2 separate regions of the Homo sapiens genome follow, and region 1 is linked to region 2. Evidence: chromatin loops called from intact Hi-C (ENCODE). Cell type or tissue: Calu3. All regions are shown on one strand. Each heading gives the region's core, and the rest is flanking DNA. Links, peaks and the distances in the headings are about the cores only.

Region 1 (16,117 bases), core at 3,956-11,955, 59 kb after region 2:
TGCCTGTAGTCCCAGCTACTCGGGAGGCTGAGGCAGGAGAATCACTTGAACCCAGGAGGCGGAGGTTGCAGTGAGCCAAGATCCCGCCACTGCACTCCAGCCCAGGTGACAGAGCAGGACTCTGTCTCAAAAAAAGAAAAAAGAAAGAAAGAAAAATGATTAGAAATTGAGAACTATTTTACGTGTTTCTAAGTTGTTGGCTACATCAAAGAGATCATCTGTATTCTGCATATGGGCTGGCTTTGGTGAAGCTGATGACTGGACTTCTAAGAACCGTTTTCCCAAATGGGTTCCCATATTCATGCACCCAAAGCAATGGTCCCCAAGCACTGATGAAAACTAATATGCATTTCCCAAAGACCCACACTATGTATCAGGAGCCTGCACCATGCCATTTGAATGACCCTCAGCAATGTGCCTCCCTGCCCTCAAATTCCCAGTTGATAACAGTGTTTGATTAAATTTCCACTCAAGCCAAACATGGTTACTAAGAAGAGAAAAACCTGATGTTTGCATAATATTTTTTTTCCCCTCGAGATGGAGTCTTGCTCTGTTGCCCAGGCTGGAGTGCAGTGGCATGATCTCAGCCACTGCAACCTCTGCCTCCCGGGTTCAAGCGATTCTTCTGCCTCAGCCTCCCAAGTAGTTGGGATTACAGACATGTGCCACCACGCCTGGCTAATTTTTGTATTTTTAGTAGAGACAGGGTTTCACCATGTTGACCACACTGGTCTTGAACTTCTAACCATGTGATCTGCCTGCCTCGGCCTCCCAAAGTGCTGGGATTACAGGCTTGAGCCACCACGCCCAGCCTAAGATTTTATGATTAAAAAAAATTCAAGCTCAATACCCACATAAATTATAACGTTTCTCAGGAAGTAGTCCCTTAACCAAAACGTCTCTGAGAAGTGATGCTTAGGTAATCTCTGGGATCCGATTTTCCCACATGTCTCACTCCACAGTATGCTAAAGAAGAAAAAGTGAGTGGGCACAACACTTTGACCCTCTGGCTAAGCCCTGGGAGTCCCTGACAGGTCCAGAAACTTCTCTGACACCCATTCACCAGGGTGCTGAGATAGGAGAAAGTGCTCATTTATAATGTGTATTCTGTGCAGCTGTTCTCAGACAAGACCGGATCTTGTCATCTTACCTTTTGCTTTACAAAAAAGGCCTGTTGAAGTCAATGCTGTCTTGCCCCTTGCTGTTTCAGCAGGTTAGACTTTGGTCTTCACTGCTTATAGCTGCATTGGAGGCCAACGTAGCTGATGCTCAGGGTCAGGCCTCGCCCCTTCGCCGCAGGTCTCAGGATCGGGGATAACATCGCTCCCACCCTGCTCATTTAGAGATGGGAAACAAGCAAGAGCTTGACTTGCCTCCCATCCCTCAGCCTGTCTGTGGCAGAGCCTGCACCAAAACCCAGAGCTTCTTCCCTCCGTGAGGGCCACGCTGTCACCACAGTCCTCCCAGATGGGTTTTGGATTAGCATCAGTCCTGTGTCACCAAGTGCCAAACAGCTGAGGGGTAGAAGTGGGACTCCTTTCCCGAGCCCCAGCATGAGGCTGTGGTGTCAGGTTTAGGCCTCTCTCAAGTCAGAAAACCCCGGGCTGAGACCTCCACAGACAAGGGCTCCCCATGCTGGCCATTGGCAGGGGCCCAAGAAGTTCAGTGACCAACTGGTCCTTCCACACCACACCAGCTGGTGCTGCCCATGTCTGTCGAATCATAACGGAAAATTCCCCAGATCACGTTTGGATTTAAAAACTCATCCCTTGTCGTGCTTCAATGCATGCCATTTGTCACTTACCATACTTCACCATGGCCGAGCTTCATGTCACATGGCCTGGCGATTGTGCTTGTTCACACTGGGGCCAGGATTTTCATACTAAAACGTCACTGACAATGGGGCTACTTTTCTCCTGAATAGCTCCTCTGGGCTTGTTGCAGTTCTAGTTTTCCCAGTAGTTCCATGGCAGGTTCAACCTCTCAGTGTCCTGAAAAATGGAACCACCCACTAACCATATGCACTGGCTGCCCAGGTGGCTGCACTCCGGGGATCACGTTTCAGTACTGAGTTCCTTCACGCACTTGGTTCACCACCATCACTCTTGAGTTTTGGACAAAAGAGGTGGGTATGCCAGGCACAGTGGCTCACGCCTGTGATCCCAGCACTTTGGGAGGCCGAGGCGGGCGGATCACCTGAGGTCGGGAGTTCGAAACCAGCCTGACCAACATGGAGAAACCCTGTCTCTACTAAAAATATAAAATTAGCCGGGTGTGGTGGCGCATGCCTGTAATCCCAGCTACTCGGGAGGCTGAGGCAGGAGAATCTCTTGAACCCAGGAGGCAAAAGTTGCAATGAGCTGAGATCGTGCCATTTGCACTCCAGCCTGGGCAACAAGAGCGAAATTCCATCTCAAAAAAAAAAGGTGGGTAAAGGGCCATGAGCCCAAACCACTAGGTTGTTCACCTTTTCATCTGAAAATGCTTTACTCTGACTATGTGCTATTGGGTTTTATTTCCAGAAAATATAGTTCTCCTTTTTTCTGCATGAAGGATACATCGTGGTGCCACATGCTTTAAGCAATTTAAACAAGAGAGATAAGAGGAAAATGCAACCACCACATCTGACTTGCCCAATGTAGACTTTCCTTTATTAGATTGAAGTACACAACCTAATATGATATATTATTTTGTAGTATCTCAGACTTTGTAAATAAATGCCATTATTTTTATATGGAAATTTTATAGAAGAGCTATTTCTGTATACGTAATTACTCCTGATTTTCTGAAATTGCTTCTGGTAGATAACAGACAAGTCCTAAGCAGTGTTCCACTAAGGGTGGTTCCAGGCCTGCCTGCCGTGGAGTTGACTGGGGGAATTTTACAGTTTTGCGATCCTAGGATGCGTCCCAGACGCTCAGTCAGAAGTGCTGGAGGTGGGGCCTGGGAAGCTGTATTTGTAATGAACTCTGGTGTTTTTTGTCCATTAAAGTGTATCTTTGTCCATCCTATAAGATTAAAGGAAAGAAAAAGCATCTCAAATGAGTGTAAGTTGTTCTTGAGAAAAAAATGTATCAGACTTTTATGATTTGAATGAAATGTATTATAGAAAAAAATAAACACTTTAAAATAATGTTAGTCTCATTACTAGTGGGTCAGGATATTTTTAGTTAAAAAAGGAGGTGTTAGGCCATGCGCAGTGGCTCACGCCTATAACCCCAGCACTTTGGGAGGCCAAGGTGGTCGTATCATTTGAGGTCAGGAGTTCAAGACTAGCCTGGCCAACATGGTGAGATCCCGTCACCACTAAAACTACAAAAATGAGCTGGGTGTGGTGGCATGCGCCTGTAATCCCAGCAACTTGGCGCAGGAGAATCGCTTGAACCTGGGAGGCGGAAGTTGCAGTGAGCTGAGATCACACCACTGCAGTCCAGCCTGGGCAACAGAGTGAGACTCCATCTCAAAAAAAAAAAAAAAAGCCTTTTTTTTGTTTTTGTTTGTGAGATGGAGTCTCTGTTGCCCAGGCTAGAGTGCAGTGGTGCAATCTTGGCTCACTGCAACCCCCACCTCCCAGATTCAAGGGATTCTCCTGCCTCAGCCTCTGGAGTACCTGGGATTACAGGCACGTGCCACCACACCCGGCTTATTTTTGTATTTTTTTTTTTTTTTTTTGAGACGGAGTCTCGCTCTGTCACCCAGGCTGGAGTGCAGTGGCGCAGTCTCGGCTCACTGCAAGCTCCGCCTCCCGGGTTCACGCCATTCTCCTGCCTCAGCCTCTCCGAGTAGCTGGGACTACAGGCGCCCGCCACCACGCCCGGCTAATTTTTTTTTATTTTTAGTAGAGACGGGGTTTCACCGTGGTCTCGATCTCCTGACCTCGTGATCCACCCGCCTCGGCCTCCCAAAGTGCTGGGATTACAAGCGTGCAGCACCGCGCCCGGCCTATTTTTGTATTTTTAATAGAGATGGTGTTTCACCATGTTGACCAGGATGGTCTCCAACTCCTAGCATCAAGTGATCCTCCCACCTCAGCCTCCCAAACTGCTGGGATTAAAATAAAAAAGAACAATAGGCCGGGTGCAATGGCTCATACCTATAATCCCAGCACTTTGGGAGGCTGAGGTGGTCGGATCACTTGAGGCCCGGAGTTCGAGCCCAGCTTGGCCAACATGGTGAAACCCAGTCTCTACTAAAAATACAAAAAATTAGCCAGGTGTGGTGGCGGTCGCCTGTAATCCCAGCTACTCGGGAGGCTGAGGCAGGAGAATTGCTTGAACTCAGGAGGCAGAGGCTACAGTGAGCCAAGATCGCGCCATCGCACTCCAGCCTGGGCAACAAGAGCGAAACTCCATCTCAAAAAAAAAGAAAAATGAACAATAAAATAATGGTGGGCTGTTCGGGTGAGGGTAGTGGGTACTCTGGGGCTCTGCCAGAGAGTAAGGACTGAGACCCTCTTTCAACATCTGAGTTCCTCTTCATGAATTGCCCTCAGAAGGGTGGCCAGGGCCGGGCGCGGTGGCTCACACCTGTAATCCCAACACTGGGAGGCCGAGGTGGGCGGATCACAAGGTCAGGAGATCGAGACCATCCTGGCTAACATGGTGAAACCCTGTTTCCACTAAAAATACAAAAAATAGGCCAGGCGCAGTGGCTCACGCCTGTAATCCCAGCACTTTGGGAGGCCGAGGCGGGCGGATCACGAGGTCAGGAGATCAAGACCATCCTGGCTAACACGGTGAAACCCCGTCTCTACTAAAAATACAAAAAAATTAGCCAGGTGTGGTGACGGGCGCCTGTAGTCCCAGCTACTTGGGAGGCTGAGGCAGGAGAATGGTGTGAACCTGGGAGGTGGAGATTGCCCCACTGCACTCCAGCCTGGGTGACAGAGCGAGACTCCGTCTCAAAAAAAAAAAAAAAAAATTAGCCGGGCATGGTGGCGGGCTCCTGTGGTCCCAGCTACTCGGGAGGCTGAGGCAGGAGAATGGCATGAACCCAGGAGGCGGAGCTTGCAGCTAGCCGAGATAGTGCCACTGCACTCCAGCCTGGGTGACAGAGCAAGACTCTGTCTGAAAAAAAAAAAAAAGAAGAAGGGTGGCCAGGTGCCGTGGCTTACCCCTGTAATCTTAGCACTTTGGGAGGCTAGGCCCAGAATTGCTTCCCTGCAATTCGTAGGGAAGATGCTTTCTTATCATCTCTTACACCAAACCAGCATCAGCGAGAACAGCGACAGCAGTCAATATAGAATGCCATGTCCCCAGGCCTCAGGTGGAATGTCACCTGACCTCCGGAACATAGCAGCCCCTCAGCACCTGATCACGCAGTCTCTACCTGTCTCAGGGAGAGGCCGGAACCCTAGATAGCTTATCTCCTATGTTCCAACAAGTTGAGCACGTGGACAATCAGAAGGCACAGAAGGGTGTGGAGCAGTTCAGGGGCCAGCAAGTAGACCCAGGTCTTGAAAAGGAGATGGCTAAGTAAGCACTCGATGACATATTGGAAGGAATGCATCTTCCCATAAAGACTCCCCCTGGAGTTTCACAGACCAAATAAGGGTGGCGGTGGTGGGGAAGTGGTGAGCCTGTGCTCAAGCCCCTTACCCCAGGGGTCTCCTGGAGTAGTGAGCCAAGCTGGTATTGTGCCTTCTCCGTTCCTCCCGGCCTAGAGGAGCCACTTACTAGTGCCGTTTGGTGAAGGTGTCCAAGGACTCATGGGAGTAACCACTGTATCTCTTGGGCTTAAGAAGGTGCTTTTGTTCTTGTAGCCACATGGGGGATGGCACAGCGACTGAATACACCGCTGACCAGGGGCGATACCTGCAAGCCCACAGAATTGTCTACGAAGAGACAAACTATTTTCAAAAATATTTAAAGAGATTTATTCCGAGCCAAATATGAGTGACCATGGCCCCTGACACAGCCCTCAGGAGGTCCAAGAACATGTGTGCAAGGTGGTCAGGGTGCAGCTTGGTTTTATACATTTTAGGGAGACATGAGACTTCAATCAAGTATGTTTAAAAAATACGTTGGTTCGGTCCAGAAAGGTGGGACAACTCGAAGGTGGGGGGCGCTTCCGGCTTATAGGTAGATTTACAAATTTTCTTGTTGACAATTGGTTGAGTTTATCTAAAAACCTGGAATCAATAGAAAGGAAATGTCTGGGTTAAGATAAGGGATTATGGAGAGAAAAGGTCGCAGGCTTCAGAGAATAGATGGTAAATGATTCTTATCAGTAAGGTCTGTGTTGATGTTAATGCCAGCGGGTATAATGAGGCACTTCCCGTTCCTGGCCGGAACCGGTCTCTGAGGTTACATTTTAAGAGCGCCCTGGCCAAGGAGAAAGTCCATTCAGATGGTTGGGGGGTGGGACTTAGAACTGTATTTTTGGTTGACGGAGTTAATTCCATGCCCAGCTTCTTGAGCCTCAGAGAGAAGACAGCTTCAACCCAGAGCCTTTTCCAGAAGAAAGAACCCGACTGGCAGTCAGCTTGCTTGCTTCTGTTCCTACTCCCAGAGCTATGGCTATGTTTTCTCCATTCCTTTTTTTTTGAGACAGAGTCTTGCTCTATTGCCCAGGCAGGAGGTGCAATGGCACCATCTTGGCTCACTGCAACCTCCACCTCCTGAGTTCAAGTGATTCTCTTGCCTCAGCCTCTCGAGTAGCTCGGACTACAGTCACATACCACCACGCCTGGATAATATTTTGTATTTTTAGTAGAGACGGGTTTTCACCATGTTGGTCAGGCTGGTCTCAAACTCCTGACCTTAAGTAATCCACCCACCTCAGCCTCTCAAAGTGCTGGGATTACAGGCGTGAGCTACCGCGTGCGGCCTCCATTCCTTCTCCTACGGGAGCTGCTTCTGTATTTCTGTGCATCTTCTCAGAGTGCTGGCACTTCTCACTGAAGCTTGCACCTGACGACACCGCCAGCTTCCCCAGTTTCTTGCCAGATGAAGGCTCCATCTGCCGGTCTTACTGTGGACGGCTGCCAAATGCCCGGGGGCTCCCTGATCACTGCCAGCTCAGCCTTCTCTCTGAGAGGCCTTTCCAGCCTCTTGCTGAAACTTGCTTTCAGGAGAGCATCTCAGTGGAAAATGCACAGTGGTGAAGGAAGTCCTGTAGTTGGGGAGGGTGTGGGTGGTGGGGGCACAACCAATCCGGTTAGTGTAGAGCAGCATTTGTCATATCCACTTTCTCACTTTCATCCAAATTGCTTCAGGACATTTTTGCCACTGGGGCACAGTGATTCATCCAACCATTTCCTTATTGCCTTCTTATCTCCCGCCTTGGCTAAGGGGCCTAAAGTACTGTGACACATTATGCTAAGGTCAGGAGATTTGTTTTCTTCTTTCATGCCCTACCTACCACTTGGTCATGGCTCTCAAAAGCCGAAACTCAATCATGAGAAGTTTGTGCACTAAAATCCAAAAATGACAATACCGAAAAGGTCCCATCTCCACAGGAAGGACTTTCTGGTTCTGCTAATACATCATAGATTTGCTTTCAAACCTCCAGCAAAGGTTTTCCTCAGTCTGAGTACAACAAAAAGTAATTTTACAGGATGATTTTTTTCCTTGCAGAGACAAGGTCTTGCTCTGTCACAGGCTGGAATGCAGTGACACCATCACAGCTCACTGTAACTTCGAATTCCTGGGCTCAAGTGGTCCTCCCACCTCAGTCTCCACAGTAGCCGTGGTGTGCACCACCACACCTGGCTTGTTTTTTTATTTTGTGTAGAGACAGGGTCTCACTATGTTGCCCATGCTGGCCTCCAGAGATCCTCCCGCTTCAGCCTCCCAGAGTGCTGGAATTATGGGCATGATGTATTTTTAAAACTTTAAAACATCTACAGGATTTATTTTAAAAATTTTAAAACATCTAGGTTTTGTCTGCTTTTTTTTTTTTTTTTTTTTTTTTTTTGAGACGGAGTCTGGCTCTGTCGCCAGGCTGGAGTGCAGTGGCAAGATCCCAGCTCACTGCAACCCCCGCCTCCCAGGTTCAAGAGATTCTCCTGCCTCAGCCTCCTGAGTAGCTGAGACTACAGGCATGCACCACCACACCCAGCTAATTTTTGTATTTTTAGTACAGACGGGGTTCCACCATGTTGGCCTGGATGGTCTCGATCTCTTGACCTCGTGATCCGCCTTCCTCGGCCTCCCAAAGTGCTGGGATTACAGGCATAAGCCACCGTGCCTGGCTCACTGCAGCCTCCGCCTCCCAGGTTCAAGCAATTCTCCTGCCTCAGCCTCCCAAGTAGCTAGGACTACAGGCATGTGCCAACACACCTGGCTAATTTTTGTATTTTTAGTAGAGACTCTTTTGCCATGGTAGTCAGGCTGGTCTCGAGCTCCTGACCTCAAGTGATCTGCCCACCTCGGCCTCCCAAAGTACTGGGATTACAGGAGTGAGCCACCGTGCCTGGCCATGTCTGCTTTTTGTGACAGGTCACTGGAGTAGCGACAAGGCCATTTTGACAATAGAACAGTGGTGGCTCTTCTGCATGAAAGACTCTGGCCCATCTTACGATCAGCTAAATAACACTTTCCTCAAGTATTACCAAAATTCAGTTTATAAGTCATGACTAAGAGTGGAAGAAGGGGCTGGGATGCACCTGTAATCCCAGCTACTTGGGAGGCTGAGGCAAGAGAATAGCTTGAACCTGGGAGGTGGAGGCTGCAATGAGCCGATTTCGTGCCACTGCACTCCCACATGGGCAAAAGAGGGAGACTCCATCTCAAAAAAAAAAAAAAAAAGAAAAAAAGAAAAAAAAGGAGTGGAAGGACACAAGAATGACATACTTTTATTTCAATAAATGCTTTTGGAAATGATTTTTAAGAACAAAAACTAGAGACCTCCTGAAAGTCGGATTAAAGGTTGTGCAGGCCGGGTGCAGTGGCTCAGGCCTGTAATCCCAGCACTTCGGGATGCCGACGGGGGCAGATCACCTGAGGTCGGGAGTTTGAGACCCGCCTGACCAATGTGATGAACCCCATCTCTACTAAAAATACAAAAATTAGCAGGGCGTGGTGGCGGGCACCTGTAATCCCAGCTACTCGGGAGGCTGAGGCAGGAGAACCGCTTGAACCCAGGAGGCAGAGATTGCAGTGAGCTGAGATCCCGCCCTTGCACTCCAGCCTGGGCAACAACAGTGAAACTCCGTCTCAAAAAAAAAAAAAAAAAAAAGCGTGCAAAGATGCATATGATGAACTGCATTTTCCTCGGAGCAGTTGGTATTCCCCCCTCCTCTCACCCTCTTTGAACAGACGGGCATTCGGGGAATGGGGGGAGGGGACACAGCATGGCGGGGGTTCCTTGCTCCCTTAGCCAGGGCGGTTGACTCGCACCCTGCTGCAGGACGGAGAAGGCAGCCGCTTGGAAACCCCGGGCTTCAGTCCTCAGCCGGGTCTCTGGATGTAGACCCCCGGAGTCTGTCTTCTGAGACCGACAAGGCTTGTCAATGGGCAACACAGGCTCCGGGACTTCCGGAAACAGTTTCTCAAGAAACATTTCTGAAACTGCTTGGTTAAGGATGACTCCCGCAAGGGCGGCTGTCACCTGCCTGCTGGGCCCGCACCGGGAGACTTGTCTACACATAAACTGTGCAGGTTAAAGACAGGCCAGGCCAAAGAAATAAGCTTGCAGAGGAGAGAGGGTTTTCACCTATTTTCTTCCCTACCCCAATCCCTGAAAGTTTTCTCAGAACCTGGAGGGCCCAGCATGAGCAACTTCCTGGGCTGGGGCTTGGCCAGGGAGGCAGGTGCCTGCCAGGGCAGGCAGGGACCACTCCCTGTCATCGTAACAAAAGATAACACAGAAGCAGATGGGAGAAAAGTCTGGGGAGAAACAACATGAGCAGAAAACCACAGAAATGTAAGTTTACAACACCCCTATGTTATCAGCCAGGGAGCCATGGAGGTGCTGCAGGGCAGTAGCCCGCCAGCAAGACGCCAGATTTCTCCTTCCAGGTGCTGAGGGAGGGGCTGGTGGTTCAGCCGAGGGGATGAGAAAACCAGCAGCAGCTGCAGCAGTTGGTAAAACGGGCACACCGGGCGCGGTGGCTCACGCCTGTCATCCCAACGCTTTGGGAGGCCGAGGCAGGTGGATCACAAGGTCAGGAGATCGAGACTATCCTGGCCAACGTGGTGAAACCTCGTCTCTACAAAAAATACAAAAATTAGCTGGGCGTGGTGACATGTGCCTGTAATCCCAGCTACTCAGGAGGCTGAGGCAGGAGAATCGCTTGAACCAGGGAGTCGGAGGTTGCAGTGAGCCGGGCACAGTGGCTCACATCTTATCCCAGCACTTTGGGAGGCCGAGGCGGGTGGATCACCTGAGGTCAGTAATTCGAGACCAGCCTGACCAACATGGTAAAACCCCCATCTCTACTAAAAATACAAAATTAGCTGGGCGTGGTGGCACGAGCCTGTAATCCCAGCTACTCGGGAGGCTGAGGCAGGAGAATCCCTTGAACCTGGGAGGTGGAGGTTGCAGTGAGCCAAGATCACGCCATTGCACTCCCACCTGGGCTACAAGAGCAAAACAAACAAACAAAAAAAACAAAAGAAAAGAAAGAGGCCGGGCGCGGTGGCTCATGCCTGTAATCCCAGCACTTTGGGAGGCCGAGGTGGGCGGATCACGAGGTCAGGAGATCGAGACCATCCTGGCTCACACGGTGAAACCCCATCTCTACTAAAAATACAAAAAATTAGCCGGGTGTGGTTGCAGGTGCCTGTAGTCCCAGCTACTAGGGAGGCTAAGGCAGGAGAATGGCCTGAACCTGGGAGGCGGAGCTTGCAGTGAGCCGAGATCACGCCACTGCACCCCAGCCTGGGTGACAGAGCGAGACTCCATCTCAAGAAAAAATAATAATAAAATAAAATAAAGAAAGAAAGTACTAGTGGGTATCAACCAATGGACTGACAAGCAAGTCTCCTCATCTGAACTTAGATGAGCTGTCATTTGAGCAATTTTAATTGACATCTCTTTACATATGATATAAATCATATATTCCAGATCCTATAAAGTACTTCCCATGCATAATCCCATAGCATAGCAAAATTCTAATTTTTCTATAGGACTTTGTCATGTTTAATAAACAGTGTTAGAACACACTCTGCAGTTGACAGTCTGTTAACCACAGATTTTCTTTAATTTTTTTTTTTAAGACAGAGTCTCACTCCGTCACCCAGGCTGGAGTGCAGTGGCGCGATCTCGGCTCACTGCAACCTCCACCTCCCGGGTTCAAGCAATTCTCTGCCTCAGCCTCCCAAGTAGCTGGGGTCACAGGCGCCTGCCACCATGCATCGGCTAATTTTTGTATTTTTAGTAGAGACGGGGTTTCGCCATCTTGGCCAAGCTGGTCTTGAACTCCTGACCTCGTGATCCACCCAGCTCGACCTCCCAAAGTGCTGGGATTACAGACATGAGTCACCTTGCCTGGCCTAATTTGTTGTTGTTGTTGCTGTTTTTTGTTAGGTTTTGAGATGAAGTCTCACTCCGTCACCCAGGCTGGAGTGCAGTGGTGCGATCTTGGCTCACTACAACCTCCGCCTCCCGGGTTCAAGTGATTATCCCGCCTCAGCCTCCTGAGTAGCTGGGATTACAGGCACGCGCCACCACGCCCGGCTAATTTTTGTATTTTTAGTAGAGAGGGGGTTTCACCATGTTGGTCAGGCTGGTCTCAAACTCCTGACCTCATGATCTGCCTGCCTCGGCCTCCCAAAGTGCTGGGATTACAGGCATGAGCCATGGCACCTGGCCTTAATTTTATCTTTTGTTTCAAGAATTATTATTTTTTGTTGTGTTTTTTGTTTGTTTTTTGTGTGTTTTGTTGTTGTTGTTGTTGTTGTTGAGACAGAGTCTTGCTCTGTGGCCCAGGCTGGAGTTCAGTGGTGCGATCTCAGCTCACTGCAACCTCCACCTCCTTGAGCTCAAGTGACCCTCCTGCCTTAGCTTCCCAAGTATCTGGGACCACAGACATGCGCCACCACACCTGACTAATTGTCTTGTATTTTTGGTATAGACGGGGTTTTGCCATGTTGCTCAGGCAACTCCTGGGCTCAAGTGATTGGTCTGCCTTAGCCTCCCAATGATAGGGATTACAGGTATGAACCACCGCACCTAGTTACATAAATGTTTAAATGAAGCGAGACAACACCGTCAGTAGGTGAAAGTAGGGGTGTACTTGGCACACCCTGTCTTGCTCCCTCCTATGAGGCTGTGTGTGTGTGTGTGTGTGTGTGTGTGTGTATGTGTGTACCTCCCCCCATACCTTATGTATTGGGTTTTGTGAATGGCTCTAGCCTTTATGGCCAGAACTCTTGATTGGAAGAGGAGGGAGAAAAGGTCATCACTGCTTGCAGCTGCAGGCATAATAAGCCGCCATCCACCCGCCTCAGGAATTCTCCTCCAGCTTAACTTTCAGTGTGACAGAAACAAGTGAAAAATCTCTGAGATGAGAAATTATCTGAAAACACGGAACACTCATTCCATGGTATAGAAGGAGGTGTTGTCCAACTTTAAAAAATAAAGAAATTCAGCCAGGTGCGGTGGCCCATGCCTGTAATCCAGCACTTTGGGAGGCCGAGGTAGGCAGATCACCTGAAGTCAGGAGATTGAGACTAGCCTGGCCAACATGGTAAAACCCTGTCTCTACTGAAAATACCAAAAAAAAAAAAAAAAAAAAAACAAACAAACAAAAAAAAAACCGGGCGTGGTGGCGGCACCTGTAATCCCAGCTACTAAAGCAGGAGAATTGCTTGAACCCGGGATGGGGAGGTTGCAGAGTGCACTCCAGCCTGGGCAACAAGAGCAAAACTCCATCTCAAAAAGATAAAATAAAAATTCTCTGGAAAATAACATGATCAGGATCTTGTTTCTTATGGACTTTCATCTGTGTAAAATTCAGGGCCTTGCACCTGATATGTAAGTTGTCAGTGTTGAATGAATGAATGAGTGAATGAGTGAATGAGTGAAGAACAAACTTTTTCAAAGTATATTGACCTTTTGGTTAATTTCAAATAACCGAACAGTGCTCATACTTTTAGTGCAGATGACCCAGGCAAGTTTGAAAAATTGGCCTCTTACGAGCCTCTGTCAAGAGAGAACAAGATGAAGAGTTCAAAGTCGCAAAGTGTGGTCTTGCCTTACCTCAGAAGTCATGGGACGGTAGAAACAATAAAGTAAGTTAATCCAAGGGGAAAATGGACTCTTGGGAAGAAGGCCGGGCCCCAGGGTCTCAGCCAGCTCCTCCCGTGGATCCTGGGGACTGAATTCCTCATCCTTTGTAGCACACGAACAATAACCCGACTGCTTTTCCCACCAGCCCAGGTCCCCGCACGCTGCACCCTTTCTCTCCCCACCAGCAAGGTGAACTGTTTTCTATAAGCCAGAAAAAGACCATAGAGATATGCGAGCTACGTATCTTCCATAAGTCCCAAGCTGTGGTTCAAAGACCAAAACAGCTGCTTCCTCTGCCACCCCACCCGGGCAGGCACCAGCCAGCTGGCTGCCTGCTGCCATTAACAAGCGCGTTCTAACCAGCAGCCACTGGATTTTTCCATAGAGTGTGGGCAGCTTTTAAGAGAACACTTGCCCAGAGAAGCCACTGGGCATGGCAGGGAATGAGTTTTTAACCTCTTTGGTCCCAGAAATCTGGAATATATAGTAAAAAACAGATGACTAAGAACTAGATCCAGAAGTGCTTAATGGTTCCAGCCGCTTTCTGTGTGAATGTGTCTGTAATGTCTTCCCTGAAGCTCGTGCAGTAGAGAGGGGGACTGTCCCAAGGTCACACAGAGATCGAATCAGTCGCACAGAGCAGGTACCTCAACTTTGGAGTTCCAGCCCAAGGGCTTTCCCTGCCAGCCAGTATGTCCAGGGCGAAGAAAGCCCTCATATGCCAGAGGGCCCCACACTAGGTTTCAGGTCATCCCTCAGGTAATGGGTCCTGAGGGGCTGACAAGCATTTCCCCCATCCCCATTCTTGTGTTCAATAGCAGCGTTTGAGAGCCCTGGTGTTTTCTTTTACTTTGTTGTTGTTGTTGAAACTGATCTTGCTCTGTCACCCTGGCTGGAGTGCAGTGGCGCAGCAACTGCAGCTCACTGCAACCTCCACCTCCTGGGTTCAAGTGATTCTCCTGCCTCAGCCTCCTGAGTAGCTGGGACTACAGGCGCCCAACACCATGCCTGGCTAATTTTTTGTACTTTTAGTAGAGACAGGGTTTCACTGTGTTAGCCAGGATGGTCTCGATCTCCTGACCTCGTGATCCGCCCGCCTCAGCCTCCCAAAGTGGCTGGGATCACAGACGTGAGCCACTGCACCCGGCCAAGAGCCCTGGTTTAAAAGGTAAGTGGAGGCCAGGCGCGGCGGTTCACCCCGTAATCCTAGCACTTTTGAGAGGCCGAGGCGTGTGGATCACGAGATCAGGAGTTCAAGACCAGTCTGGCCAAGATGGTGAAACCCCATATCTACTAAAAATACAAAAATTAGCTGGGTTCGGTGGCGGACACCTGTAATCCCAGTTACTCGGGAGGCTGAGGCAGGAGAATCGCTTGAACCCAGGAGGTGGAGGTTGCAGTGAGCTGAGATCGCTGTACCCTAGCCTGGGCGACAGAGCAAGACTCCGTCGAAAAAAAAAAAAAAAAAGGCCTCCTGTACGGTGCACAGAGTATTTCCCTCTTATTCTCTGCACCCACAGGTGTATTCATAGGCCAGCGGTGCACCTCTTTTGGGATGAAATTTGAAGAATTCGGTCTCTAGAATCCATGGGCTGGAGCTGTTAAGGTTCTATACTCCTCCCTCTCCCCAAGAGTCCGTTTCTTTCCCCCCTTGGATTGGCTTATTTTATTGCTACTTCTTTGGGGATAAAACTCTTTTTGACTGTTAGCCTGTGAGTGAATTAACTCATCTTTGAGCAAGATGCGTTTCTCTTCTCCCCAGGGAAGTGTCACAAGCCCTGAGGAAGTCTCCAAGCTGGCTGGGGCTCCTGATGAAGGTGCTGGTAGGAGCTCAGCGGATGTGTCTGGGCTAATGAGGGCTCTGTGGCTGGACACAGCGCAAAACATGGGTTCCCCCAAATTTATTTATTTATTTATTTATTTATTTATTTATTCATTCATTCATTCATTCAGAGACAGGGTCTCCCTCTGTTGCCCAGGCTGGAGTACAGTGGCACAATCATAGCTCACCACAGCTTTGACCTCCTGGGCTCAAGGGATCCCCCTGCCTCAGCCTCTTGAGTAGCTGGAACTGCAGGTGTGCACCACCATGCCCAGCTAATAGCTAATTTGTAAAATTTCTTGTAGAGATGTGGGCTCACTATGTTGCCCAGGCTGGTCTCAAACTCTTGGCCTCAAGTGATGCTCCCTCCTCGGCCTCCAAAAGTGTTAGGATTACAGGTATGAGCCACCACGCCTGCCCAGGCTGGAGTGCAGTGGCACGATCTCGGCTCACTGTAACCTCCACTTCCTAGGTTCAAGTGATTCTCCTGTCTCAGCCTTCCGAGTAACTGGGATTACAGGCATGTGCCACCATGCCCAGCTCATTTTTGTATTTTTAATAGAGACAGGGTTTCGCCATTTTGGCCAGGCTGGTCTCAAACTTCTGACCTCAGGTGATCCACCCGTCTCGGCCTCCCAAAGTGCTGGGATTATAGGTGTGAGCCATCCCACCTGGCCATATCTTTGTTTCTCGCAACACACTTATACACATCACAATATTCTTTTTTTTAAATTTTCTTTTCTTTTGAGATGGAGTCTCACTGTTGCCCAGGGTGGAGTACAGTGGTGCGATCTCGGCTCACTTCCCGGGTTCACACCATTCTCCTGCCTCAGACTCCCGAGTAGCTGGGACTACAGGCGCCCGCAACCACGCCCGGCTAATTTTTTGTATTTTTAGTAGAAATGGGGTTTCACCTTGTTAGCCAGGATGGTCTTGATCTCCTGACCTCCTGATCTGCCCACCTGGGCCTCCCAAAGTGCTGGGATTACAGGTGTGAGCCACCGCGCCTGGCCCTGGGTATTTTCATTTTTATTTATTTTTTTTGAGATGGAGTCTCACCCTGTCGCCCAGGCTGGAGTGCAGTAGTGCAATCTTGGCTCACTGCAATCTCTGCCTCCC
Region 2 (16,117 bases), core at 4,631-12,630:
CTCCAGCCTGGGTGACAGAGCAAGACTCTCAAAAAAAAAGAAAAAGAAAAAGAAGTCATTTAGGCTGGGTGCCGTGGCTCAAGCCTTTAATCCCAGCACTTTGGGAGGCTAAGGGGGAGAACTGCTTGAAGCCCAGGAGTTTGAGACCAGGCTGGGCAACATGGCAAGACCCCATCTCTACAAAATAAAAAAGTTAGCCAGGTGTGGTGATGCATGCCTGTGGTGTCAGCCACTTTGGAGGCTGAGGTGGGAGGATCACTTAAGCCCTGGAGTTTGAGCCTGTAGTGACCTGTGATTGCATCACTGTCCTCTAGCCTGGGTGTCAGAGCGAGACCCCCATCTCAAAAAAAAAAAAAAAATAGTAAGGGAATTAAAGAGTGTGGTCAAGTTTTGGAAGATGGGGGTCATCTGAGGAAGGCAACTAAGAAGGAAATGTCTTTGTTGTCCTACCCTTAAATGTTGCTTGTCCCCAGGGTTTTAGTGTTGGCCTTCTTTCACATACTTCATGGATGATCTCCTTTGATATATTTTGTTACACTGTTAACTTCTGAGAGAAACATTGATAAGCTGAAGTTTGTTGGGGGAATTAAGTAGTTGATGTTATAGTTCAGAAAATAATAGGTTGGCTTTTCCTTTTGGGGGGAATTTTCTTGGTAGCAGTTTGCTATGTTAATTTGAAATTTAAAATACTGAAATCACTTGAAAACACGGTACAGATCCCACTGTTTCTAGTATTAATAACTAGTTAGCACCATGTTTTTTCTCTAGTTATAAAACCCTAAAGCATTACCAATTTGACAGTTTGAAAATATGTTAGCTTTTAGTCTCAGTGTTTTATACTATAAAGAAATCTGAATAGTTATTTTACTTTTCATGTTATGTTTCATCATCAAGTATATTATTTGTTCTGTTATGTCTATTAAAGATCTCTTTCTCAATTCTGATATAAACTGTGATTTGCGTTACATATTCTCTAAAAATTTTTTCTTCTAAAAGACTAACTGAAAGTTTCGTAGTTAATTGTCAGATAATTGGAACTATTTATTTTATAGAGTTTCAGTAAAATATAAATAAGATTAGTTATGCAGCAAAATTAATTGTATTCCTTACAACAAAGCAGTCATTAGTATGACTTTTCAGTAAGGTGTATTTTGTTCATAATATGCTTCCTAAGATAATTATAAATTACCTCAACATAATGAATTAGGACCATGGGTGTGTATATAGCTAGAAAATGGCCTTGGTATGGCAGAATACTAACTTAATGTTTTGATATCATTTCAGGCAACATTTCATTTGTTGCATTTCCAGTTTCCAATACCAACTCACCTACAAAGATTTTACCAAAAACCTTAGGACCAATAAATGTGAATGTTGGACCCCAAATGGTAAGAAAATTATCAAATCTTAGAATTGAAACTTTGTTTAGCCAAGACTAATTTAAAGAATAATTGCATTAAATATATTTGATCAGATATTCCAGTTAAACCAGGCGCGGTAGGTGGCTCACTCCTGTAATCCCAACACTTTGGGAGGCCGAGGCAGGTGGATCACTTGAGCCCAGGAGTTCAAGACCAGCCTGGGCAACATGGTGAAACCCTGTCTCTACAAAAAACAGCTGGGCACTGTGGCGCATGCCTGAAGTCCCAGCTACTTGGAGGACTGAGGCGGGAGGATTGCTTGAGCCCAAGAGGTCAAGGCCACAGTGAGCCGTGTTTGCACCACTGCACTCCTGCCTGGGTGATAAAGCAAGACCCTGTCTCAAAAAGAAAAAGAAAAAATTATAGTTAATTTCAGTTATCTGAGTCACTTTTAAAAAACGTTCTGTTTTTATCTGAATGTATCTGGTCAAGTTTTGAGCTTGAGAAACATTGTGTGCTCTTTGATATTTAATTTTCACATATTTGAATCTGTGGATTCTGGATGTGTAGTATTAAGTCTTTTCCTCTTTATGTGAGGTTTCTCTTGTATTGTTTAAATTGATTTGAAATGTGTTATGCTTTATGTCTTCCTGCTTTTTTCTTTTTCTTATAAAATAACCTTTACTACTCTAAACTATGTATTCTCACATAAATGGAATCTGTGACCCAACAGTTAATTTACATCTGGAGTTATTAATTTAAAACTCCTTTCATTAAGGACTTTTGGGGAAAAAACAATATACCAATTTATTTTAATCTGTAGCAGTAGAAATAATGAATGAAAAATGGAAAACAACTGTTTCTCTAAAGACATTCATTAATTATGCTAGAGCATGAAGTGTGTAGCACTTTCAGAAGACTTATTTATAAGCAAGGTTGCATTCCACTACTCTGAAACTATGTCTAAATGGCCTCACCCACCATTAGTAAAAGTACTCAAACATTTAAGCAATAACTCTTCATTGCCGGTGTTTTCATCTTTTCATCTATAGAGCAATAAGGATAAATTTTACCCATAATGTACAACAGCACTGTGGACTATGTTAAATGCAAAGTTATTTAGACAAAGATATCTTTTAACATACCTAATGGTTTCAGAAAGTCTCTAAGACTTCAGGACACATTCTAGACATGATATTTTCCTTGGTTAGTTGAGGACTGTTTATCATCTGCAGAAATCAAGCTAAAGATACAACACAATTTACTGTAACTATGTGAAGAATGTAGTCTAGCTCCAAACCTCATAGAGATTTAAGCTCAAATAAGAGCCCTCATTTCAAGGTAGCTCAGGTTATATTTTCAGACATTTGCTAAGCATTTGCCCCTCCTCAGCCACTACTATAGGTGCAAATGAGATAAAGCACCTGACTTAAAAATCTGCATTTTGAAATGTGATTATATAAGCACCAAAATTAAACATACTCAAATTTTTATGAGTCTTGCCCTTACAGTACTCTTCTGTTTTGAGAGATTATTTTCTATTATTTTTTGTTTAATGCTGCTATACCCCAATTTGAATTTCTCCTTTGGAAGCATGTATAATTTTTCTCCCATTGTCAGTTTGAACTAATGTGCATTTTGGCCCTTACACAGTCCAGTTCTGTTAATAATAAGTAGTGATGTGTGCTACTAACTCAGTTACTGTAAATCTCAGGATCAGCAAAACAAAGGTCACAAGAAGGAGAGGCGATTTGGAACTCTACCTTCAACTGGGCCATCCCAAGTACTTAATTTGTCCCCCTACTTCTGAGGTCCTTTTTTCAGTTCTGAGTTCTTGGGCAGGAATCAGAATTTTGTTTTTGGTTTCCTAATTGTTGTAAGATTCCATTGCTGTCTCTTGAATGTGTCCCTCCAAAATTCATGTTGAAGCTTAATCCCTATTGTGGTGCTATTAAGGGATAGAGCCTTTGGGGAAGTGATTAAGCTATGAGGGCTTCATTCTCATTGAGGGGATTAGTGACCTTATAAAAGAAGTTGAGGCTGGGTGTGGTGTCTCACGCCTGTAATCCCAGCACTTTGGGAGGCCATGGTGGGCGGGTCATGAGATCAAGAGACTGAGACCATCCTGGTCAACATGGTGAAACCCATCTCTACTAAAAATACAAAAATTGCCGGGTGTGGTGGCTCATGTCTGTAATCCCAGCACTTTGGGAGGCCAAGGTGGGTGGATCACGAGGTCAGGAGATCGAGACCATCCTGGCTAACACAGTGAAACCCCATGTCTACTAAAATACAAAAAATTAGCCAAGCATGGTGACACACATGTAGTCCCAGATACTCGGGAGGCTGAGGCAGGAGAATTGCTTGAACCCGGGAGGAAGAAGTTGTAGTGAGCAGAGATCGCGGCACTGTACTCCAGCCTGGGTGACAGAGCAAGACTCCATCTAAAAAAAAAAAAAAGTTGAAGGGAGCTCTTTGCCCCCTTCTGCCCCACTTCATGTAGTGAAGACACTACAAGAAGGTACCATCTATGAAGCAGAGAGTGAGCCTTCTGAATTTGCTGGTGTCTTGATCCTGGACTTCCCAGCCACCAGAACTATAAGAAATACATTTCTATCATTTATAAATTACCTATGCTAAGGTATTTTGTTATAGCAGACTAAGACAAAAATTAGTGCCAAGAACTGGGGTGTGGCCATAACAAACACCTAAAACTGTAGAAGTGGCTTTGGAACTGGATAATGGGCAGAGGCTGGAAGAGTTCAGAGGAACAGGCTGGAAAAAGCCTCTTGAGATGAATGGACCATTAAGGGTGATTCTGGTGAGGAATCAGAAAAGGAGAGCTATAGAGAAAGCCTCACTTTTCTTAGAGATTACCTCCGTGGTCATGAACAGAATGTTGGCACAAATATGGATGGTAAAGGCCATTATAATGAGGTATCAGATAGGAGTGAGGGACATGTTATTGGAAACTGGAGGAAAAGCCATCCTTGTTACAGAGTAGCAAAAGGCTGGGCCCAGTGGCTCATTCCTGTAATCCCAACATTTTGTGAGGCCAAGGCAGAAGGATTTCCTGAGCCCAGGAGTTCAAGACCAGCCTGAGCAACATAGTGAGACCTCATCTTTATCAAAAAAAAAAAAAAAAAAAAACACTAAAAATAAAAAATTAGCTAGGCCGGGTGCAGTGGCTTATACCTGTAATCCCAGCACTTTGGGAGGCCAAGGCTGGCAGATCACTTGAGGTCAGGAGTTCGAGAACAGCCTGGCCCACATGGTGAAACCCTGTCTCTACTAAAAATACAAAAATTAGCCGGACATGGTGGCGGGTGCCTGTAATCCCAGCTACTTGGGAGGCTGAGGCAGGAAGATCACTCGAATCTGGGAGGCTGAGGTTGCAGTGAGCAGAGATTGCACCACTGCACTCCAGCCTGGGCAACAGAGCGAGACTTTGTCTCAGACAAAAAAAAAAAAAAAAAACCAGGCATGGTGGCACCTAGCCACTCAGGAGACTAAGGAGAGAGGATCACTTGGGCCCAAGAGTCCAAGGCTGTAGTGACCCTGACAGAGTAAGACTCTATCTCAAAAAAATAAAAGAACTAAACAACAACCAAAAAAGTGGCAAGGGACTTCACTGAATTGTTTTCCTGTTTTAATGTTTTGTGGAAGGAGGAACTTAGGAGCCGTGAAATTGGATATTTGGTCAAAGAAATCTCTAAGCAAAGTGTTTAGGGATCAACATGGCTTCTCTTGGCTGTTTATAGTAAAATGTGAGAAGAGAGAAATGAATTAAAGATATAATTTATCATCAGAAGTGAAGATTTGGGAAATTCTCAGCTTGGCCATGTAAAGAATAAAAAAGCATGTTTTGGAGAGAACACCAAAAGAGTGGCCTAGTCACCTTTTGATAAGGAGATTAGCGTGCATGGGTGGAAGCTTGGTGTTGTTCATCAAAACAATGGAAGAATAAACCCATAGCATTTCAGTGATTACCGGTGCTGCTCCTCCCATCACAGGCCCAGAGTGCCAAGGCATGGGGGACAGAACTATCAAAAGAGGGGCTTCAGGCGCTAATGAAACCCTGGCAATCCCTTCCTGGCACTGTGTCAAGTCTGCTCCCCGAATTTTGGCACAGTGCTCCTTAGCCATTCCAGGTGTGGCTCCAGTAGGCCCAAGTATAGTGGCTGCTCCTCTAGAGGGCACAGGTGGTGAACCTTGGCAGTGTCTGAGTGATGCCATCTCCAGTGGGTGCAGAGTGTACAAGCTGCGGGGTATGATAACTTCCACCTAGATTTCAAAAGATGCCCTGGAGAGCCTTAGCAGATCCTGGCAGAGAATTGCTACAGAGGTGAGGCCACCATTGGGAACCCTCACCAGGGCAAAGCTTGGTGGAGCTGAGGTGCGCGGGGTTGCTCCCTGAGGCCCTAGTCTAGTAGAGCTTCCAGCATGCAACTCCAGCCTGGGAGAGCCACATGCAGAAGACTCAAACTCTAACCCAGGAGAACTGCAGCATGGGCTGCCCCCAATAAAGTCATGGGGGTGGGGGCCCCTGGTACCCTGGGGGCCCAACTCCTGCTCCAGTGTGTCCAGAAGGCAGGATATCAAGTCGAAGATTATTCTGAAGCCTTAAAAGTTAATGTTTGCCCTGTTGGGTTTTGTATTGGTTGGGACCTATTATCCCTTTCTTCTTTTCTATTTTCTCCCTTTTGGAATGGGAATGCATGTTCTGTGCCTGTCCCATCATTGCATTTTGGAAACAGGTTGGATTTCACAGACTCACAGCTGGAGGGGAATTTGCCTCAGGATGAATTGCACCTTTGAGTCTTACCCATATCTGATTTTGGGAAGGAGTTAAGACTTGTGAGACTATTGGAATGAAATGAATGTATTTTGCCTGTGAAATAGACATGAATTTTAGAGGGCCAGGAACTGGATGCTGTGGTTTGAATGGGTTCCTCCAAAAATTCATGTTGAAACCTAATCCCTACTGTGGTGGTATTAAGAGGCGGGGCCTTTTGGGAAGTGATGAAGTCATGAGGGCTTCACCCTTATGAGTGGAATTAGTGCCCTTATAAAAGAGGTTGAAGGGAGCACCCTGGACCCTTTCTGCTATTAGGATGCAACCAGAAGGCATCATCTTTGAAGCAGAGAATAAACCCTCACCAGGCACTGAATCTGCCGGCACTTTCATTTTGGACCTCTCAGCAACCTCCAGAACAGTGAGCAATAAATTTCTGTGGTTTGTAAATTACCCAGTTTTGTACTCCTTGCAGAAGACTTTAAAGAAAATTAATTAATTACCCAGTCTAAGGTGGTTTGTTATGGTAGCCTGAATGGACTAAGACACCCAGTTACAGCCATTTATCGCTTCTCCTCTAACTCCCTCATCCATGATTTTTAAAAAAGTTTTTGTTTAGTTAAAGAATTCTTGGATTAGGCTGGGCGTGGTGGCTCACGCCTGTAATCCCAGCACTTTGGGAGGCTCAGGCAGGCAGATCACGAGGTCAGGAGATCGAGACCATCCTGGCTAACAAGGTGAAACCCCGTCTCTACTAAAAGTACAAAAAATTAGCCGGGCGTGGTGGCAGGCGCCTGTAGTCCCAGCTACTCAGGAGGCTGAGGCAGGAGAATGGCATGAACCCGGGAGGCGGAGCTTGCAGTGAGCTGAGATCACGCCACTGCACTCCAGCCTAGGCAACAGAGCCAGACTCCGTCTCAAAAAAAAAAAAAAAAGGAATTCTTGCATTACAAACTCACCCATTTGCTTCTTAGCCTTCTTTTTGTGCTTGCCCTTTGAACTTTACATGTCTTTTGGAAGCCAAATCTTAATGGTAGATAGAAATTTCAAAAGGCCCCATGAAAAGTTTTGTGTGGTTATGGAAACTAGTTTAGCAGTACCTATTTTAGTTTGAGATACTTGCCCTTTTCTTACAGGCTGTCTTATGGTTATATGTTATAGATCTTAAGATTATTTATACAGTTGACCTTTGACCAATGCAAGGGATAAGGGCACAGCCCCTGTGCAGTCACAAATCCATGGGTAGCTTTTGACTCCCCCAAAATGTAACTATTAATACCTTATTATTGACTAGAAGCCTTACTATAACATAAATAATCAAATAACACATTTTATGTTATATTAATGTTATTTCATATGTTAATATGTATTGTATACTGTATTCTTACAATAAAGTAACCTAGGGAAAAATATTACAAAGAAAATCATTAGGAAAATACATTTATAATTCATTAAATGGAAGTGGATTATCATAAAAGTCTTCATCCTCGACGTCTTCACGTTGAGCAGGCTGCGGAGGAGAAAGAGGGAGGAGTTGGTCTGGCTGTCTCAAGGGTGGCAGAAGTGGAAGAAAATCCATGTATAAGTGGACCTGCCCAGTTCAAGCCCATGTTGTTCAAGGGTCAACTGTATAAGATAATCTAATGGCTGTCTTATTTTAGAAGAGTAAAAACTGCATGCTTCTTATAGTGAAAACCAAAATTCCATCAAATAGTGAAATCTCTTAATATACCACTTTATAATTTTGTAATTTTTTTTCCCTTTAGAATACATATGCTGTCTTGGCTTTTTTTAACTGTAGATGGCAGTAGCACATAAAATATGTTGATTGAGGGCAGGAAAATGTTCAGAGTAATGTTCAATTGCTATGTGATTTTCCCAGAGTAACTAATTCTATTGTCAGAGAAACCACATGATAACATTTAAGTTAAGGATGTCTGGATTTTTGGTAGGAGGACTCTGAAATTTAAAACTCCATTTTCCTTAGCATATCAAGTGAATATTAAAAGTATATTTTTACCTCCAACTTCAGTACTTCAAATTTTTTTTCTTTTTTGACAGAGTCTCGCTCTGTCACCTAGGCTGGAGAGTGTAGTGGCACGATCTCAGCTCACTGCAGCCTCCGCTTCCCAGGTTCAAGTGATTCTTCTGCCTCAGCCTCCTGAGTAGCTGGGATTACCGGCGTGCACCACAACACCCAGCTGATTTTTTTTGTATTTTTGGTAGATATGGGGTTTCACCATGTTGGCCAGGCTGGTCTCGAACTCCCTACCTCAAATGGGAGCCTACCTCACCTGCCTTAGGCTCCCAAAGTGCGGGGATTATAGGAGTGAGCCACTGTGCCTGGCCTGGGATTTCAAAATTAAGGTTCAGGGTTAGAAAGCATGACCGGCTCATCACCCTATAAACCAATTTTCTTATATTCTGTGGCTGTTCAAGTCTTACCGACTTTCCTTCTGTTTTATTTCTTACGTTTCACTCTCATTATCCTAGTTTAGGAACTTACTGTATCTCACATACTCTTAGGCCTTATCTTTCCTATTCAGGTGCGTCATCTCTCTAATTTGTTCATGTAGGAAATGTTTATTAAGGAATTGCTATGTACCAGGCCCTGTGCTAAGAGAAAGGAGCAGAGTGTTGCTAATCACTCTCCGATCAGCCGCAGCTAACAATCTGACAATGAGGGAGGGAAAAAAAGAAAATGTAAACTAGAATTCACTTTCAAAGTCATTTTCATAAAGATAGCCAGTTTTTCTCTATGTCCTCTTTCCCTTCCTTCTCTCTTTTTTTCCTTTCTTTCTCTTTTTTTTTTTTTTTTTTTTTGAGATGGAGTCTCACTCTGTCGCCCAGGCTGGAGTGCAGTGGCATGATCTCTGCTTACTGTAACCTCTGCCTCCTGGGTTCAAGTGATTGTCCTGCCTCAGCCTTCCAGGTAGCTGAGATTATAGGTGCCCACCCCCACGCCCAGCTAATTTTTGTATTTTTAGGAGAGTTAGGGTTTCACCATATTGGCCAGGCTGATCTTGAACTCCTGGCCTCAAATGATCCGCCTGCCTTTGCCTCTCAAAGTGCTAGGATTACAGGCATGAGCCACCATGCCCAGCTCCTTTTTTTTTTCTACAAAGTCCTGTAAATCAGCAAAACCAAGCATGTAGGCTGCTAATACCATATAGAAATACTGCAGTAGTAATACAATCTGTTTCAAGGGTAAATTGGAATGCTTAGAATAGCTTTGTAGACACTGCTGTTCAAGGAATAGGGTTGACCAGAGGCTAATCAAATAACTCACATTTTTCTTTATAAGTTGTCCATCCAAGGTCAGCATGATAGAGAATGTGATGTAGTGATTGGTGGAAACTATGCTGTATTTTTTTAGTGGATTTTATATAAACCTTTTAGCATATCAATAAATGAAGTTACTTTTTCCCCTATTATTTTAAAAATTGAGTATTTTATCCCAGTTAGTAAATATTTATTGTACCTTTCCTATGAGCATCCCCTACCACTGTGTTAAACCCTGCAAAGGACATAGTTTAGCAAGGTACTCGCCACCCCTAAAGATCCTGCACTGAAATGGGGGATGCACTGAAAGTGGGGATGTGGGACCAGATGTGTGGAGTGGGAAGTGCAAGCATACTTGGAATGCAAGGCAGAATTTGATGAGAGGTACAGACACATTGTCTGTTTTTATGTTTTCTCATGAGGCAAACTTCTGAGTGCCTTATTTAATACCCTTGGTGTATTGTACATAATCAGAACTCTCCAGACATCTGTCAGTATTATTAACTTTTGTTTTTATTTTTTTAAACTATGGAATGAACGGATTGAAACTATTTCATAAACATTTCTAGGTGCTAACATCTTCCTAGCCCCAAGCTAACATAGTCAAACATAAACAGACTCTAACTAAGGTCTTAAATACTTGGTAAATGAATAAATGTTGACTAGACTTTAATAACTAGGTCTGAACTATTTTTATGCTTCAGAGGTTATTGTTTGACTCTTTCCTTCAAATGCAAATAAAGAGCTTGAAATGCTTATTAATCCTTCCCTTCAGTTATGTATGGAGCAAGTTAGCAATGAACTTAATGATTCACCCTGGCTGCAGAAACATGTTTCATTTGGTCAGGGAGATAAAAATTAATTAGCATTTTGTCTTGCATAAGGCAGTAGAAATAGAACTATTTCTCTTGTTTGAGGACTTATTAACAATTACTTGTAGTCCCTGTAGATATTTTTCATTCTCAGTTGGGACTTAAAACTTACTATCATGAACACTTTCAAAACTTTACAAAAATAGAACTATATACCCAGCAGTTGCTTCAACAATTATCCACATAGGGGCCAATCATGTTTCATTAATATCCCCATTCACCGGAGCATGCCTCTTCCCCTTTTTTTACATGAAAATACTTCTAAAGCTATTACTAGGCTGCTAGTTTTTTTGTATTAATTATTATAAATGTCTTTGGGAAAAACATGTTTTGTTTTGTAACCAGTGAAAATTTTAAGACCTGGTAACACATATAAGGTACCTTTCTAAAAAAGTCTTTAGGGGTTCCATTAATCCCCTTTCTGGAGTCTAGCCTTAGGAAATAGAAATTAAGGGCAAGGTCTTTGTACAAAAATGTTTATCACAGCATTCTTTATAATAGTGAATAATTAAAAATGCATATATATCTAATAGAGAATAATAAATCCACATGGTAGAATGTTTTATGGTCTTTAAACTATCTTCAAAGAGTATTTAATAACATGAATACTCTTTTTTTTTTTTTTTTTTTTTTTTGAAATGGAGTTTTGCTCTTTTTGCCCAGGCTGGAGTGCAGTGGCGTGATCTCAACTCACTGCAACTTCCACCTTCCAGGTTCAAGCGATTCTCCTGCCTCAGCCTCCCATGTAGCTGGGATTACAGGCGCACAGCACCATACCTGGCTAATTTTATATTTTTAATAGAGATAGGTTTTCACCATGTTGGCCAGGCTGGTCTTGAACTCGTGACCTCAGGTGATCCTCCCACCTCGGCCTCCCAAATGCTGGGTTTACAGGCACGAGCCACCGCTCCTGGTCCAATACTCTTTTAAAAAAGGATAAAATTGCATCTATATAATAATCCAAGCTGGATAGTATCTTTGTGTATACTGTATGATGGACTGTGGAAGTGTGATTTGCTGTTGCCCTGGTTCTAGTAAATCAAGCTGTACTGCAATTCATTTCCTCAGTTTCAAAGAAAGCTTTTCATTTTTCTGATTTTTAAAGCATTATCAGTTCTCTACTTAATCCTTCCAAATTGCCATTTATTTGCTGAAACCTGCATTGTGACCTCATGTCAGTATTCAGGATACTTGTGCTTTAAGATCCTAGGATATAAGTAAATCAAAGGCATTGCTTATATTTTTAGATGACTGACATTAAGTGCCTTTTAGGCAGCAAGGTTTCCTCATATGTAGGTTAGCAATCAATGTTATTTTCTGCCTGTAGGCTTTTCTTAATAATTAAGAATATTATATTCTTTGTTCCTAACTTTACAGATTATAAGCACACCACAGAGACTAACCAGTTCAGGAAGTGTTCTGATTGGGAGTCCATATACCCCTGCACCAGCAATGGTTACTCAGACACACATAGCAGAAGCTACTGGCTGGGTCCCTGGGTAAGAGTGTTGCAAGTTACTATTTTTAAAACCTTAAAAAAAGTTTAGACATTTTTTTCTTACTATCTTGTCTTCTGTTCTTGTTTTAGTTTAGTTCTTAAAAACAAATGTTTTTCCTTTAAAATCACCTATTTTATTTCACTTTATATCTTAGATATAAATAATCTCTGGAATAACTATTTTTAAACAGAAAAAAACAGTGCAATAACTCATAACTAAACCCTGTGACTTTTTAAACTCTGGAATAGGACTACTTTTATTATTATAATATTTAACTGCTTTGGAGATATAAAAACTATATTTTTATATATTTTTAACTCACACAGAAAAGGAGTTAAATATTAAGTGTTGGCTATACTCAGAATTTCCCCTATGAATTACTTCCATAAAGACCAGAAAAGGGTAGGAAAAGAGGCCAGATAAATTTTTTATTAAATTTCCTCTTCTTTTTAAACGCTGAACAATTGAATCAATATCCCTTCTGTTACTAATTTGTCACTTTTAGTACAAACTTCTATATGTTTCATCTTTGCATGTAAAATACTTATACCTTTCTCCACTCTTTATCATTTTAGTACCTCATACTTCCATAAAAGAAAAATAAGTAAGATAAATTACTCAAAACCTCATTTTGTTACCTTAGACGTTTTGTTACTTTAGAAGTTATTTACATGGTGGAATACTGCATTGGTGATTCTGTCATATGTGAGTTTGAGCAAGCAGATGGTAAGTCTTAGTTAAGTAAGAATCTCCTTGCTTCAAGGATATTAAGTGAATTAATAATCCTGGCAAAGTGCTTTAATATGCATACATATTAATATACATAAATACATGCCTACACACATGTACAAACACAAATACATTAAAGACAGAAGAGTTTTGTATATGCATACTTTTCCATTATCAAATGAGCTGAAATGACAGAATTACCTGGAATCCTATGGGTGTTATTCAATCCTTATGAACATTCTTATGTAGATCAAAGGTTACCCTGGATTTCTCTATAGCCTTGAAAGATTATAACGTGAAAGCCAAGCCTGTGCCAGCAGTGCTGGCCCACTTTGGAAATGACCAGGGTCTGGATGTTTTCAGCCCCATTTGTGCTTTATATTGGAGGTGGCAGGATTGTCTGGTGTTTTTATAGTCAGTATTTCGCAGAGTGAAGAAAATTTTTCTCTATCTTGTTTGCAAGTCTGCAGTGTTTTCCTCTCTAGCTAGTCATTGAGCTCTTTTCAACTTATGATTATTAAGTTGTGATACCTTGTTCACATGATAAAATTAAGATTTATTTTATGTACCTATCTTTTGTATTTGCTAGTTTTAGTCTTTGAATATATTCAGTGTATAATTTTAGACAAGTTATAATAAAGTATTAATGAAATTAAATTGTATTTAAGTATGTATTGTTTTTATGCTATCTTTTTTCCTTTTTAGTGATAGAAAACGGGCTAGAAAATTTATAGACTCTGATTTTTCAGAAAGGTGAGTATAAGTCTAACTATTTTGTTTGGAAGATTTGGCTATATAGAGAGGCTGTTGGCATTGCCACTGCTCTGGTTTAATGCGATGTTTTTCTTCATGTAACTTTAACTTCTTTCAGTTCTTGCCATTATTTCATTCTGCATTGAGTGCCCCAGTTCACTCATAGTATCTGTATGGTTTCAGTAGAAATTACCCTGTGAGCAGATTGACTATTGGTAGTATGTCCTTTAGTCTCTCCTCTCTTTCCATCTGGTAAATGAAGAGTTCTATCAAAGTGAATACTCCACATTACCCTAACATGCCCAAAGTTTAACAATTTTTTCTTTTTTCTTTTTTTTGAGATGAAGTCTTGCTCTGTCACCCAGGCTGGAGTGCAGTGGCGTTATCTTGGCTCACTGCAACCTCTGCCTCCCGGGTTCAAGCAATTCTCCTGCCTCAGCCTCCCAAAGTGCTGGGATTACAGGCATGAGCCACCACACCCGGCTAAGTTTTTCTTAAAACATTTATAAATCATAACAAACTTGCTTCTTTCTTAAGCAATATGTTGGGCATAAGGAAAGTTCATGTTATCTTAGAATATTAGGACAGTGGCTTCTCCATTCTGGCTGTGCATCAGAATCACTTGTAGTCTGTTAAGTAAAAAATAAATGCCTGCCATGTCAGAAACTCCTACATTTTCTAATTTGCTATCTCTGATTTGCTGTGCCCTGAGAAATTAGATGGCCAAATATGTTAGAATTCAGTCTAAAATGAAAGTGACTAGGTTCTGAGTGAGAACCATGGGAATATGTATAAAGGATGTGTGTTTTCTTGCCCTGACACTAGTGCTGTTTCAGTTCCTTGGTGGCTTTTGTTGTTTGCTTCTTGGTGCTAATCGTTTTCAACAGATACAATCACTTCTGAGGAGCTGCTGTATCATAGAAATGAAATGTTCTTTACTCTCTAACAGAAAGTCCTCTTTCCAACTCAAACTGGTCTTTACTGGTGTTTATCCTTCGAAAGGGCAACAGAACAAGTTCTTGCAGAGGTATTTAGCAATGTTTAAGGCCTTAAAATGGAACTATTTGTCAGTTATGATTGGTGGCACCTCTGCACTGCAAACAGTACAAAAACCAAGATTCTCTTTATTCTCCTTTGTAAGTAAGAATTCTAAAGATCTATAAGTGAGAACACATAAAAGTGTTAGGTTAAATTTATAGTGTAGCCATTGGTTCAACTTTCTCTTTCTACATTTGGTTCAGTGGCTTTTTTTCCTAGCATTTTTTTTTTATCATTTTTTAAAAAGTTTTGAATATAACTTTTCTGTAATGTATCCCCACCACCCGTCTGTCAAACCACGAAGATTGCTACATGTATTTTTCTTTATTCCTTGTTCTAAATAAGATTTAGCACAGTGGTGTTTCATTTTTTTCTTTATGCTTTTTTTTTCTTCTTTCTTTCTTTCCTTCCTTCCTTCCTTCTTTCTTTCTTTCTTTTCTTTCTTTTTTTTTTTTTTTGAGATGGAGTCTTCCTCTGTCTCCCAAGCTGGAGTGCAATGGCTTGATCTCAGCTCACTGCAACCTCCACCTTCTGGGTTCAAGCGATTCTCCTGTCTTAGCCTCCAGAGTAGCTGGGATTACAGACATGCACCACCATGCCCAGCAGGTTTTTGTCTTTGTGTAGAAACAGGGTTTCACCATGTTGGCCAGGCTAGTCTCAAACTGCTGACCTCAAGTGATCCTCCTGCCTTGGCCTCCCAAATTGCTGGGATTACAGGCATGATCCACCACGCCCAGCCTCTTTTGTTTTTAAGACAGGGTGTCACTCTGTTGCCCAGGCTGGAGTGCAGTAGCGCAATCTTGGCTCACTGCATCCTCTGCCTCCCAGGCTCAAGTGATTCTCCTGCCTCAGCCTCCCAAGTAGCTGGGACTACAGGCGTGTGCCCGCTAATTTTTGTATTTGTAGTAGAGATGGGGTTTCACCATGTGGCCAGGCTGGTCTTTAACTCCTCACCTCAAGTGATCCACCCACCTTGGCCTCCCAAAGTGCTGAGATTATAGGCATGAGCCACCACACCTGGCCTTTTTTTTATTTTTTACTTTTTTGCTAATTAGGTCAAGGGTTAATTTTATAAACAAGACTGAAATATTTTGTTGATTTAAATGTTCTGGTTGACTCTCTTTTTAACAAGAAGTGAAACTTTTACTATATATTTTATATAACTCCTTATTAAAATGAAATACATTTATTGCAATTTATACTTGAGATACAATACTATACATTTAAGTTGTATATTACTTTTGTAAACCATAAAAAAATTTATTGGGAAAATGTCAAAAGATGGTTTGTAGATTCTAGTTACGTGCCTGGAAAGAAAGAAAAATACTTTTTTATTATTTGGGTGTAATTCTTTTGAAACTTCAAAGGAAATAATCAATAAAATGTAACATGCTTTTCAAACCATAGTATATTAGTGGGGTTTGTTTGTTTGTTTGTTTTTTGAGATGGAGTCTCACCCTGTTGCCCAGGCTGGAGTGCAGTGGTGTGATCTCGGCTCGCTGCAACTTACGCTTCCTGGGCTCAAGTGATTCTCCTGCTTCAGCCTCCCAAGTAGCTGGGATTACAGGCGTGTGCCACCATGCCCGGCTAATTTTTTGTATTTTCAGTAGAGACGGGGTTTCACCGTGTTAGCCCAGGATGGTTTTGATCTCCTGACCTTGCAATCTGCCCGCCTCAGCCTCCCAAAGAATTGGGATTACAGGCATGAGCCACCGTGCCCAGCCCAGTCCATCTTAAATTGGAAGCTCTCTATTTAAATCTTAAATATATAAGGTTTATACATTTTTT

What was found. Hi-C counts contacts between places; a loop is a spot of excess contacts. Peaks named below come from ENCODE experiments on the same cell type or tissue, not always from the same donor. Only the 100,000 strongest peaks of a DNase experiment are listed, where the experiment ranks them.
Region 1: it touches region 2 in a loop (6-fold over the local background); 2 of 110 quality-filtered maps call a loop at or near these places.

What each region holds. Positions count from the first base shown.
Region 1 is chr3:141,931,444-141,947,560 of GRCh38, reverse strand. It overlaps LOC124909442 (a long non-coding RNA gene), which reads left to right and starts at 9,139. Exons shown (of 2, transcript XR_007096121.1): 1 at 9,139-9,867; 2 at 13,044-13,200. It overlaps TFDP2 (transcription factor Dp-2), which reads left to right. Exons shown (of 13, transcript NM_001178139.2): 13 at 1-3,133. RefSeq lists an enhancer at 8,968-9,814. In Calu3, for the core only: a CTCF peak has its summit at 7,174; DNase peaks (open chromatin) are centred at 6,320 and 7,040.
Region 2 is chr3:141,990,712-142,006,828 of GRCh38, reverse strand. It overlaps TFDP2 (transcription factor Dp-2), which reads left to right. Exons shown (of 13, transcript NM_001178139.2): 4 at 1,285-1,388; 5 at 11,688-11,809; 6 at 13,244-13,291. Among named protein-coding and RNA genes, the nearest start is that of ATP1B3, 120 kb to the right of the region's middle. RefSeq lists a silencer at 5,863-6,056. In Calu3, for the core only: a CTCF peak has its summit at 7,973 (motif pointing right); no DNase peak of the experiment used is centred there.